Linked DNA regions of Homo sapiens: region 2 is linked to region 1. Evidence: read pairs that join two places in POLR2A ChIA-PET (ENCODE). Cell type or tissue: GM12878. All regions are shown on one strand. Each heading gives the region's core, and the rest is flanking DNA. Links, peaks and the distances in the headings are about the cores only. Region 1 overlaps LOC105369299 (a long non-coding RNA gene). Region 2 has its middle 58 kb from the start of BACH1-IT2.

Evidence for each region. Peaks named below come from ENCODE experiments on the same cell type or tissue, not always from the same donor. Only the 100,000 strongest peaks of a DNase experiment are listed, where the experiment ranks them.
Region 2: POLR2A ChIA-PET joins it to region 1 with 6 read pairs; 6 of 35 experiments call an interaction of 5 or more read pairs at or near these places.

The regions. Positions count from the first base shown.
Region 1 is chr21:29,291,316-29,296,703 of GRCh38, forward strand. LOC105369299 (a long non-coding RNA gene) reads right to left here. Exons shown (of 2, transcript XR_937652.3): 1 at 5,291-5,388; 2 at 4,863-5,027. Among named protein-coding and RNA genes, the nearest start is that of BACH1, 4.9 kb to the right of the region's middle. In GM12878, for the core only: no CTCF peak of the experiment used is centred there; DNase peaks (open chromatin) are centred at 2,366 and 4,196; H3K27ac peaks cover 941 bases.
Region 2 is chr21:29,427,782-29,433,169 of GRCh38, forward strand. No RefSeq gene overlaps it. Among named protein-coding and RNA genes, the nearest start is that of BACH1-IT2, 58 kb to the left of the region's middle. In GM12878, for the core only: no CTCF peak of the experiment used is centred there; no DNase peak of the experiment used is centred there.

The DNA of each region.
Region 1 (5,388 bases), core at 193-5,192:
GGAACTGATAGAAAACAGATGGAACCATTTACAAGGATGAGGGCAGGGAACCCACCAAAGGGGTGATGCACCCTAGGGCTAACCAAAGTAGGGAGATACCACTACCCTTAGAGTGATGTTGCTTTGGCTTTAGCTGTAGGTGAAGGTGGCCTGGCAGGAGCTGGGGACTTTGGTAGAGGAATACAGCCATAGCCAACCCTTGGCCTGGCAGGTAGACAGCTGAGTTCCTGTAGACATCTGCCGTTATCCGTATCAACCAGAAGTGAGGGAGCATGGGGAATCCATGAATACCATCCTAAAAGGCCTGCCTCCTAGGGTACAGAGAAGTGTGGAGGAGGCTGGAGAGGGAATCTGGAGCGATCAAGGCTGAAAACCCAGCACCCCTAATCAATTGACTGTTCTATCTCTTCATGCTAATAACCATCTCTCTCCTCTGATCCAGTAGTTCTTATTCAAAGATGAATCATTTTCCTCCCTTTCCAAAGTGCTCCCTATGTATGGCACCTCAGTCCAGGTGAATCATTTTCCTCCCTTTCCAAAGTGATCCCTATGTATGGCACCTCAGTCCAGGGAATAGGCTGTTATGATGACAACCTGTGTCTACGGTCTCTCCTCTAGGAGTTCAGTACTTCTTCTCATGGTGGCCACTCAGACCTCAGTTAGCTCATGATTGAATTATCTGGCTTATCTTTTTACCCAGATGCCAGGAAGCTATAGACAAATCTGTAGCTCATCTTTATCAAAGATACATGTTTTGCAATATGTATGTTTTAGCTTCTTTCCTGATTCCATTTTTTGATTTCCACTTTGTTCCTTTATTCCTTTACACTTTCTTTTAATGTATACGCACATTTCTCATATTGGGGCATGAATATCTTTAGGTCAGGGTTTCTCAGCCTTGGCTCTGTGGAAACTTGGGCGAGATAATTATTTGTTCTGAATGGCGAATAACGTATCCTTATTCACAAAGTATTTTATCCATGGGTACTGTCCTGTGCATTGTAGAATGTTTGGCAGCATCTCTGGCCTCTACCTCCTAGAGGCTAGAACCACCCACCCCATAACAATATCTCCTGCTGCAGGGGGTGGGGGGTGCAAAATTGGCCTCTATTGAGAACCTGAATGAGAACCTGATTGAGGACACTGAATGAAGTGTTATATGAAGAGGTGAAGTAAAAATATGAGTCAAAATATGGCACCTCTCTTGGTTGTGCCAGTTTTGCATTAAAAAATGGAGAATACATTTATTAAAACAAGTATGTTATAGAGTAGCCTTTACTACTTCCAGAACGTTTCAGAATAAAAGATCAGGAGCTGCAGGCTACAATCCTTGGTGTAAACACGAACAAATACATAGAACAAAGCTATCAGACTGGATTTTTCTGTCTTTTGCAGACGTGTGACTATGGTTGAAGGTGCTGTCTCTGATTCAGTACCAAGCATAAGCATCACTGACTCTGCAGGAAGGCACTGGCACCAAACATTTAGTAACTTTTCCGCAGGCTTGAGGGATTGGTTACATGAAGCTTTGGGCAGTCTTCTGTCACCTTTCTGGCTGGAACTCTACTTTCTTCTCCCCTCACTCCTCCCCAGTTGGGTGCAGAGCAGTCAGGCTACATCCAAGATTCTGAGGGTCTCACTTTCTATCCCCAGACATTTATATGTATGTATATGTGTGTGTATACATATATTTGTGTGTGTGTATATATGGTGATAAATGTATAAATATTATTATAAAACACTTAAACATTTATTATAAACTGTTATGTTAATATAAAAAATATATGTATGTACATATACATATAATACATATAAAAACACCTTGCAGCATTAGCTTATGAGAGAAGAATTTCTCTACTTCATTAAATAAATATATGTAACAGAATGAGAGAAAATCTGTAGCACAATGAATTCTAATGGAGGACAATTTCAAGTGTCATTTTAGGTCTAGGAGCTTGACACAGGTTTAAAATGAAACAGCCTTTTTCAATATTTTCTGTTTTATTTACTGAACTTTCCTCTAAGTCATGATCATTGGGGTTGTGGTTCTTCTTACAAAGTTAACTCCATTTTCATGCTCCATTTTAATCATCTGATATTTTATTTAATCTTGATTTTGGTTATCTATTGCTATATTAAAAAAACTGCAAAATTTCATGACTTTAAACAATAATCATTTTACTATTTCATAATTCTATGTGTTGGCTGGGCTCAGCTGGTAAGTTCTTTTGTATAGACTTGACCAAAGAACATCCTAGATGGCTCATTCACATGACTGGCACTTGATGCTCAGTACTGGCTGGTTGCTCTGCTGGGGCTCCTGAGTGAAGAGGCCACACATGCCCCATGCATGGTGGTTTGGTTCTGAGAGAGGGTGTCCCAAGAGAGCTCATTTGAAGAAAGAGGAAGTAGAGGCTAACAGTCTTCTAAAAGACTAGAACCAGAACTGGCAGAGCATCACTTCTGCAGTGTCTTCTTGGTGATGCAGTCACAGGGCCAGATTCAAGATGATGAAAAATAAACTCCCATTCTTGACGGGGAAAACGATAAAAATTTTGTGGCCATCTTTAGTCCACTGCAACCTCCTACTGGTTTTCAGAAGCGCAATTTTTTTTGGATATTTGGGCCACTTTGGTTGTCATTAAATCTGGTATCTGAGCAGCACCTCTTTCACTGATTTGGCCCCTGTCCCACTGAGTTCTTCTGCTTCAAAACTGGCTATTTCCTTTTCATTTTTCTGCCTTTATCTTAATTTTACACTTTGTAACATTTCAAACCAGAGGCTACACCTCATCTTTGATTTCAGTTATCAGGTAAACATGAGGGTGTGTTTACTCATCTGCTCCAGGAAGTTCTCATTGTCTTCTAATAAAATATGTTCATTTTCCATAAAACTTTCCAACCTGGAGGCAGGGGTGCTATGACTTTAATCCATAGTCACATCTCAGGGTACAGGTGTCAAAGAGCAGTTGTTCAAGTGGGAGACTTGTGTTGATCTGGGTAATCCCCCACCTTTAAAGCCTAGTTGTTTTGCCCCACCCCCCCTCCAATATTTTCTTGACTTAGTGAGTGAATACTTAAAGACAAAAGGAGCTAAGGCAATGAAGATGGAGGGAATGAAGTTCTGGGAAGGCTGGAGGGGTATGCAGATTTGTAGGGGTTACAGATGTCATGCTGCATCTGTGGAAATGAGGATTCAAAACCAAAGGTGGGTAGGGAATAAATGTGGAAGTGTGGATCTTTCCTGAGGTTAGGGAGGAGGACAGGGGACAAGGGTTACACTGACTACACATCAAAGTTTTTTCAGGATATGTATTATGTCTTACTGTCCAAATATTATGCTATGGTGTTCCTTATAGCCATGAACATGTCACCTATCTGTATGATTTAGCTCCCTCATTTTTGAGAGTCAGGCAAGACAACCTGCTATTAGAGGAGAAAATGATGGTGTTTGTATCTAGGTTTTATTAAAAATCATTCCCTAACTATGGCTTATAGTTATTTAAATTGTTTTCAGAGTTAATGATAAGATTTTATTTTGGTAATAAAATCAGTATGATGGCCAGAAAGAAGATATGAATGTTTGGAAAAATTGGAAATATCATTTTTGAAAGAAATGTGACAATGCACATATATAACATCTTGCGAATGGTATTGTATATCACCAAACCTGCTCACAGCAGGAAAACTAGCCATCACTTCTCACAGTCAATGAGAAGTATAAATCAAGGACATAGCAGTAAGCTGTGATACCCAAGCTTCACGGATAAATTCTCCTAAAGAATAATGCACTAAAAACAAAACTACATGACAAAAAAAAGCACTAATTGCAAATCACTGTGAAACAGTAGCACAAAATCTTTATATTGTGCTACTAGTGACAGCAACAGAAGACAGTCAAACGCCTAGGCAGATAGAGGCAGGTCCCCGGTGAAACCCCACCTCCAAGCTGAAGACAGTTTAAAGCCTGAAAGCCAAACTACAAGTTAAATTTTCAGACTAGATTGAGAACTTGTCTTCCTGTTTGGCACGCTTTCCTCTGATCTCCACCCTTCACCTATTTTACGTATACTTACCCTTTCTAATTGGTTTTCTACACTGTCGTGCCTGCCTTTGAGTGGTGTCTTTGCTTTAACCTTTTTTTGCAAACTCACAAACCAATCAGCATGCACTCCCCATTCTGAGTGCATAAAAGCCCCAGGCTCAGCCACATGAGAGGGGATTTTCCCACTTTCGGGTAGGGGAACTGCTCCCAGCATTCGCTCTTTGCTGAGAGCTTTCCTTTTGCTTAATCAATTCCACTCCACTCACTTTCCGGTGTCTGTGTGCCTAGTTTTTCCTGGTTGTGAGACAAGAACTTGGACCTAGCTGAGCTAAGGAGCAGAAAGACTGCCAAGACTAGGCTACTTGTCCCAGTTTCAAACTATTATCAATACTAATTGAAAGCAATCAGCTGGGAGCGGTGGCTCATGCCTGTAGTCCCAGCACTCTGGGAGGCCAAGGCAGGTGGATCATTTGAGGTCAGGAGTTTGAGATCAGCCTGGCCAACATGGTGAAACCTTGTCTCTACTAAAAATACAAAAATTAGCTGGGCTTGGTGGTGGGTGCCTGAAATTCCAGCTACTCAGGAGGCTGGGGCAGGAGAATCACTTGAACCCGGGAGGCAGAGGTTGCAGTGAGACAAAATCATGCCACTGCACTCCAAGCCTGCGTGACAGAGAGAGACACCATCTCAAAAAAAAAAAAAAAAAAAGCGATCAGAATTTTTTTTCTTGGTCCCCAAATCTCAACATTTTTTTTTCCCAATAGGAATTAGGTAGAAGCACTATGTCTCATTATAACCTCAAGATAATTTTTAAAAATCTGTTTTAGTAATAGATTTTAATAAACATATGAGTTAGTATAAAAGATCTTGAGGCTGATGTTCTTCAAAGTTGACCATGATGTAGCCACTTTTCTTGATTCCGAGTATTGCAGGATTACTCAAGGTTTTGTTGGCCTGGCAGCTAATAATGTTAATGCTAACTCTGGAAGTCCAGAAGACATAGGTCAGAACATACAGTTGTTTGTGAATATTTACACTGACATACAGGTTTTAAAAGAAATACATTCTAAGTGGTTTTGGTTCAAAGCAAGAGAATACTGAAAACAAAAAGTGCCACATCTTTCACTGAGCATTTTACTGCATTCATTCCTTCATTCAACCTACTATCTGTTTCCACTCCCATTCCTTCTCAATACTAGAATTAGCTTTTAAAAATAACCACATGACTTAGAAACCTCTACTCACTTATTGCAGACCACGGGATGAAGTCCAAACTCCAGGTGCTGTGCATGAGGCCCTTCTCATACTGACTCGGTTTCATTTCATTCTCCAGTTTCATTTTT
Region 2 (5,388 bases), core at 144-5,143, 140 kb after region 1:
AATACATTGCCGATTCCAATTTTGCCCAGAGATTAGAACTCCTTTGTCTACTGAGTTTACTAATGTGCTCAAGCCTTTTCGTTTGAACATACTGAAATCTCCTTTTTTTCAGACCTTAAATTCTAAAGATATTTGTATTTGTTAGAAACTCTCAAGCAGAGTCTGATGGAATGATACGGCAAGGGAATGGAGGCAAAGGCAGGGTTTGAAGAAAATAAAAGCGGATGTGAAGTCCACATCAGTGCTATAAGAGCATGAGAAATTGTGGCCAGCCCAGACTGAAAGGGTCATGGCCGGCGGAGACGACATTTTAAATGATCCAGGAAGGATGAATGGGAGTAGCATAATCTGGTGTCATGCTGAGGAAGCATAGCCACCTGTAGTATGCAGCATAGGAGCATCGAGGTAAGTCCAGGATGGCTCCGGGTAGTTATAGTTTTGGGTGGCTGATTAGCTTATAGGCTTTCTTCCTCTTTAGAGTGAAAGGTGAACGGTATCTGAGTTATTGGTGACGAATCTGTACGTGTCTACAGCGACCTCAATACCTGCCTTCTCATTAGAAAGAATTCAACCGAGGGGCGTAAGAGAGAAAAAGAGACGGGCAAGTTTCAGAGGAGGAGTGGAAGTTTATGTAAAAAGGCTTTAGAACAGGAAAGAAAGGAAAATACTTTAGGAAGAGACTCAAGTGGGCACTGAGGTCAAGTGCAGTATTTAACCTTGATCTTAGGACTTTTTAGGCTGGTCCCTTGCCCATGGTTCTTCCCTTAGGGTGGGCCGCCCCCATGTGCAGTGCCTTCCTTATGCTCAGAGGTGAGCACGCGGTAGTGTGTTTAGGAAGTTGTGTGCATGCCCATCTGAGGCTTTCTTCCCTTTTCCGGTGGAGTGTCCCCGGAAGGTCATACTCCGCCATTTTGTCGCTTAATGTGCATGCCCAGGCTTACTTGCCCTATACCTGAGATTTTATTGGAAGCCCCTTTTTGCTTCTCCCTGGAACCTGCATTCAACTAACACTTTAATGCAACAGGTGTGGACCATCAGGAAATGGCCTCTTCCTGGCACTGGCTGCCAATTGATCACTTTTAGAGAGGCAATGTGATAATTGCACAACCATCATCCGATATTCCCAGTGGGTAGGGGAGAGCCCTCTCTTGCCCCGCTCATGCCTGTCTAACTCCCTGTAACAGTTTTGACCCATGGATGAAAAGTTTTCATGGTTGTGTTCCTACTCTGTGACCCTGTCAAGTTATAGTGATGAATCCCTGACTTAGGCTAAGCCCGTCTAGTTTCAAATATCTGAAATTTCATAGTTTGAGTTGAGACGAAGTAACTATTGGGAGATGAAAACTGAGTTGCTAGTGGCTGTGCTCTAGAAGGAAGTTTTATAAACATTGGGGCTGGTGCTGGGGCTGCCTGTTCACCTACATTCCAACGTGTTAAACTTGCTAAGTTGGTGGTAGATGCCAGTATTCTCCTAATTAATTCATTTTTGATGGTTGTTTTTACAAACAATTTCCAGGTTTTTTTTTAATACCTTAACTCATTAACTGTCCACAAATCTGTCATTCAAAATTAGCCCATGTGTTCCCAGTACTGTGATTTTCTCAGATTAAGAAAGTAGTTCTCAAACTTTAGATGACATCAGACTTGCCTGGAGGGTTTGTTAAAACACAGATTGCTGGAACCCCTGCCCCTCACCCCCTGCAGAGATTCATCTGATTCATCAAGTCTTGGGTGGGGCATGAAAATTTAAATTTTTATCTTTAATAAGTTTTTAATGCTTATGTTGCTGGTCAGAGAACCACAATATCAGAAATACTGATTTATGCAGTAATAACTTTTGAAGAATTCTGTAAAAATAAAAATACATTATGATATGTATTACACTTAAGTGTTTATGTTCGTATGGCGTAAAAGTCCAATCTCAAGACCTTTAACACCTTAGCATAAATGGGATAATATTCATTTCTAATGGGAAGTTTATTGATTTGGGTACAGTTGTGGTGATCATATGCCACAAATTATCCTGGGTATACCAATTTCAAGTAATTTTTTCCTTCCAATAAATTTGGGCCATCATATGCATAAACAGAATTTAATATCTATACTCTGATAAGATAGTTCATTTAAACATGTTCACAGAACAATAAAAGACATCTATCCTTAGGTCACAGGTCCTAGCTTTTTGTTTACCAAGGAATATCATCACTGTGGCATACAAAGAAAATTTGAGTGAAGGAAGAGAGAAAGGGAAGTCCAAAGCAGGGGTCACCAGAAAGATGTTCCCAGCGGGCTTGTGTGTGTTATAGTACGAAGGTGTGTCACTTAGCATTTGCCCAGAGAAGTAGGACCAGTAGGGAGTAATGACCTCCACCACACAGTACAAAATTGTTGTCTGCAGGTGGAATTCCGTCTCTCCAGGAAGGCTCGGGCCTGCTTTCCAACTGATTAAGCCAGGCCCACCCAGGTTGTCCAGGATAATCTCCCTTAATTAAAGTCAACTGAACAGGGACTTTAAATCTGCAAAATCCTTTCAAAGCAACAAGTAGATTAGTGTTTGAATACCTGGGGACTACAGCTTAGCTGGGTTGACATCAAAAAAGCCATTACAGAGGGTATGAGCTATACTCAGAGGGAGGGTGCCAAAAAGGGTAAAAGAATGGTTCTGAGGGCCAGGAGCACCAATCTTCTCTTATTTTCAGTTTTGGAAACTGGATATACTCTGTATTCAGCAATTGCCTTGTAATAGACTTCAAGAGTGAGAAAAAAGAATCCCTTAATAATAGTTTCTGCAAATGTGTGAAAGCTGAGTGTGAGGAGAAAAAGTTGTTTTCAGGAACTAGGAGCTGGTTCACCTTTAAAAAGAAAATCAGCTGCCTCTGGCAAAATGGAATTGCAGCATTGTCCTGGATGGTAATTTGCACTAGTAAATTTATCACCAACCTGGCAGGGGAGATGCTGAAGACAAAAGCTTTTATCTCTCAGTAAGTCAGTAATGAAGCCTCAGACAGGCAGCTGAGGAATGTGCGCGCTTGGTTGGCAAAGTCGTCTGCCCTTTGGTCTCTGAGCACATGGCAAGAGTTGGACAGGTGGTCGCAGTTAATTTTGGCGTATCGTAAAAATGACTATGGGTCCCAGGGAGGTTCCACGGGCTATTAATTAAAAATTCAGCCTTAATGTAAAATTCCATGATTGCCAAGGAATCAGTCACTTAGCGATATCAGGTAAATTCCTGTGCAAGGAAATAATATCTCAGTACTCCCAATTCACTAAGCCAAAAAGGAAAAGTTAAGTTGAGTCATGCAGAACACACACACACACACACACACACACACACACACACACACACACACAAACAACAACAACAACAACAACAATAGCAAACTACCTTTGCTTGAGTTCCTAAACAAATAGTTATAGGGTAGAAGGCCACATGTCTCTTCAGGGGGCTTCTCTCACTCTGACAATGTAAGTGAACAGCTTATCTTCACAGTATGGTACAAGAGGAGACTGGAAATCATTCCTATCCACCCTGAGATGAATGCATATTTGACTTCCTCCTCTACTCTATGTTTACTTTATCTTATGTAAAGTGCAGATTTACTGAATGTGAGATGAATACCTAATTGACTATTCCCTCTACCCCCTCCTTTCCATGTGAGTATTCAGTGAGCCTAATCAAAGCATCACAAGAATGTGACTGTATCCTCCCTCTTTTTCTCTCCCCTTTTCCCACGGCCCACTTTTTTCACTTTAAATATTGAAGCTCTCAAAGTCCTCTTTGGAAAAAATATGGGCCACAGATCCTTCTGGGACTTGTGTCTCTCTTTCCTGGATGCATCCTTAACTTTGGCAAAATAAACCTCTAAATTGATTGAGACTCACTTCAGTTATTTTGTTCGGTGTTACAGTCCTAAGAACTTGGAACACAATCTAATTTTTGTCTCAGAGAGTCAGAAATTAATGCCACATTCATGGCAGCTGGAGTGGGTAATTGTGTGTTTGATGAGATCCCACTGTGAGAGCCTACCACGGAGCTGAGTGGTTAACAGATAAATGCTATTATTGAAGGACAGGAGAAATGCCGCTTACATAAAGTATACCTTTCAGACGAAAACTACCTGAGAAGGGGTGGAGTCCACATGAAAACCTCAAATTATAGCACACATGAAAGAAAATAATCCAGCAGTTAGAGGAATGGAAAAGTAGCACTGCCTTAGCTCCTCTTTCAAAGCCTTTCCCTTTTTGGTCCCGTGTATTATCGTCTCCTAACACCATTTTGATGTCCTGTGGATATCCAAAGGTTTCTCTCCAAATCTCACCTCTCTGGTTTTTGGTCTGCCATTGATCCTTTCCCTGCCAACCTTATTCTTTTAAAATTTACCTCTCCTAGGAATAATACTCTTGGAAATCTGTTTCCAATTCTCTGATTTCTGAAAGATACTGTGATAATCATGTTGATGCTGACTGTGGAATTCACTCAGTGGTAGATCCTAGACTATAGTATCACTGTAATCCCAGCAGTTTGGGAGGCCAAGTTAGGCAGATCACCTGAGGTCAGGAGCTCAAGATCAGCCTGACCAACATGGTGAAACCCCGTCTCTATTAAAAATATAAAAATTAACCAGGCATGGTGGCAGGTGCCTGTAATCCCAGCTACTTGGGAGATTGAGGCAGGAGAATTGCTTGAACCTGGGAGGCGGAGGTTGCAGTGAGCCGAGATCATGCCACTGCACTCTAGTCTGAGTGACAGAGAGAATCAGTCTCAAAACAAAACAAAACAAAAAGGAATATAATATCAAGTTCCTCCTGGTTTGATATGGAAATTTAGCTGTCCTTCTTTCCTGCAGAAGAAGGATGGGATGCAGATACCTTGCTCCATTTCCTGAAAAAGAGAACTGATTGTTTGGCTGCTTGTGATGGCCTTTGATGGGCATCCTAGAATGGATGAATAGTCATTGTTGTTATTTTTGCCTATCTGAGCATCATTCCCATTGCATTTATAACTTGGGGGTAGCTTAAAGGTCTATTTTCCAATATTGTAAAAAATAATATTAAAACCAATGCTCAAGAAAGTTATGTGAGTTTCCCAGTAGCAGACAATCTTGAGGGTTTTTAATATGTATCACTCAGAAGTATGAAAAATCAACAGAAATGAATAGCTCCTTGTGGGCTTCCAGGCATTGGGGCACATGTCTAGGGATTTTTAATAGCTCTGGGTCCTTTCTGTTACACTGTAAATCCATAAACATGCAACTACCTATCTGTGCCTCAATAAACTTGTTATTTTGGTCATTACAAAGAGGCATTACACTAATGCAGGAATAGAAAAATAGAATGCATGTAGTTCAACATATGGCATCTCTGAATTTTATCACTTTTTGAATTAAC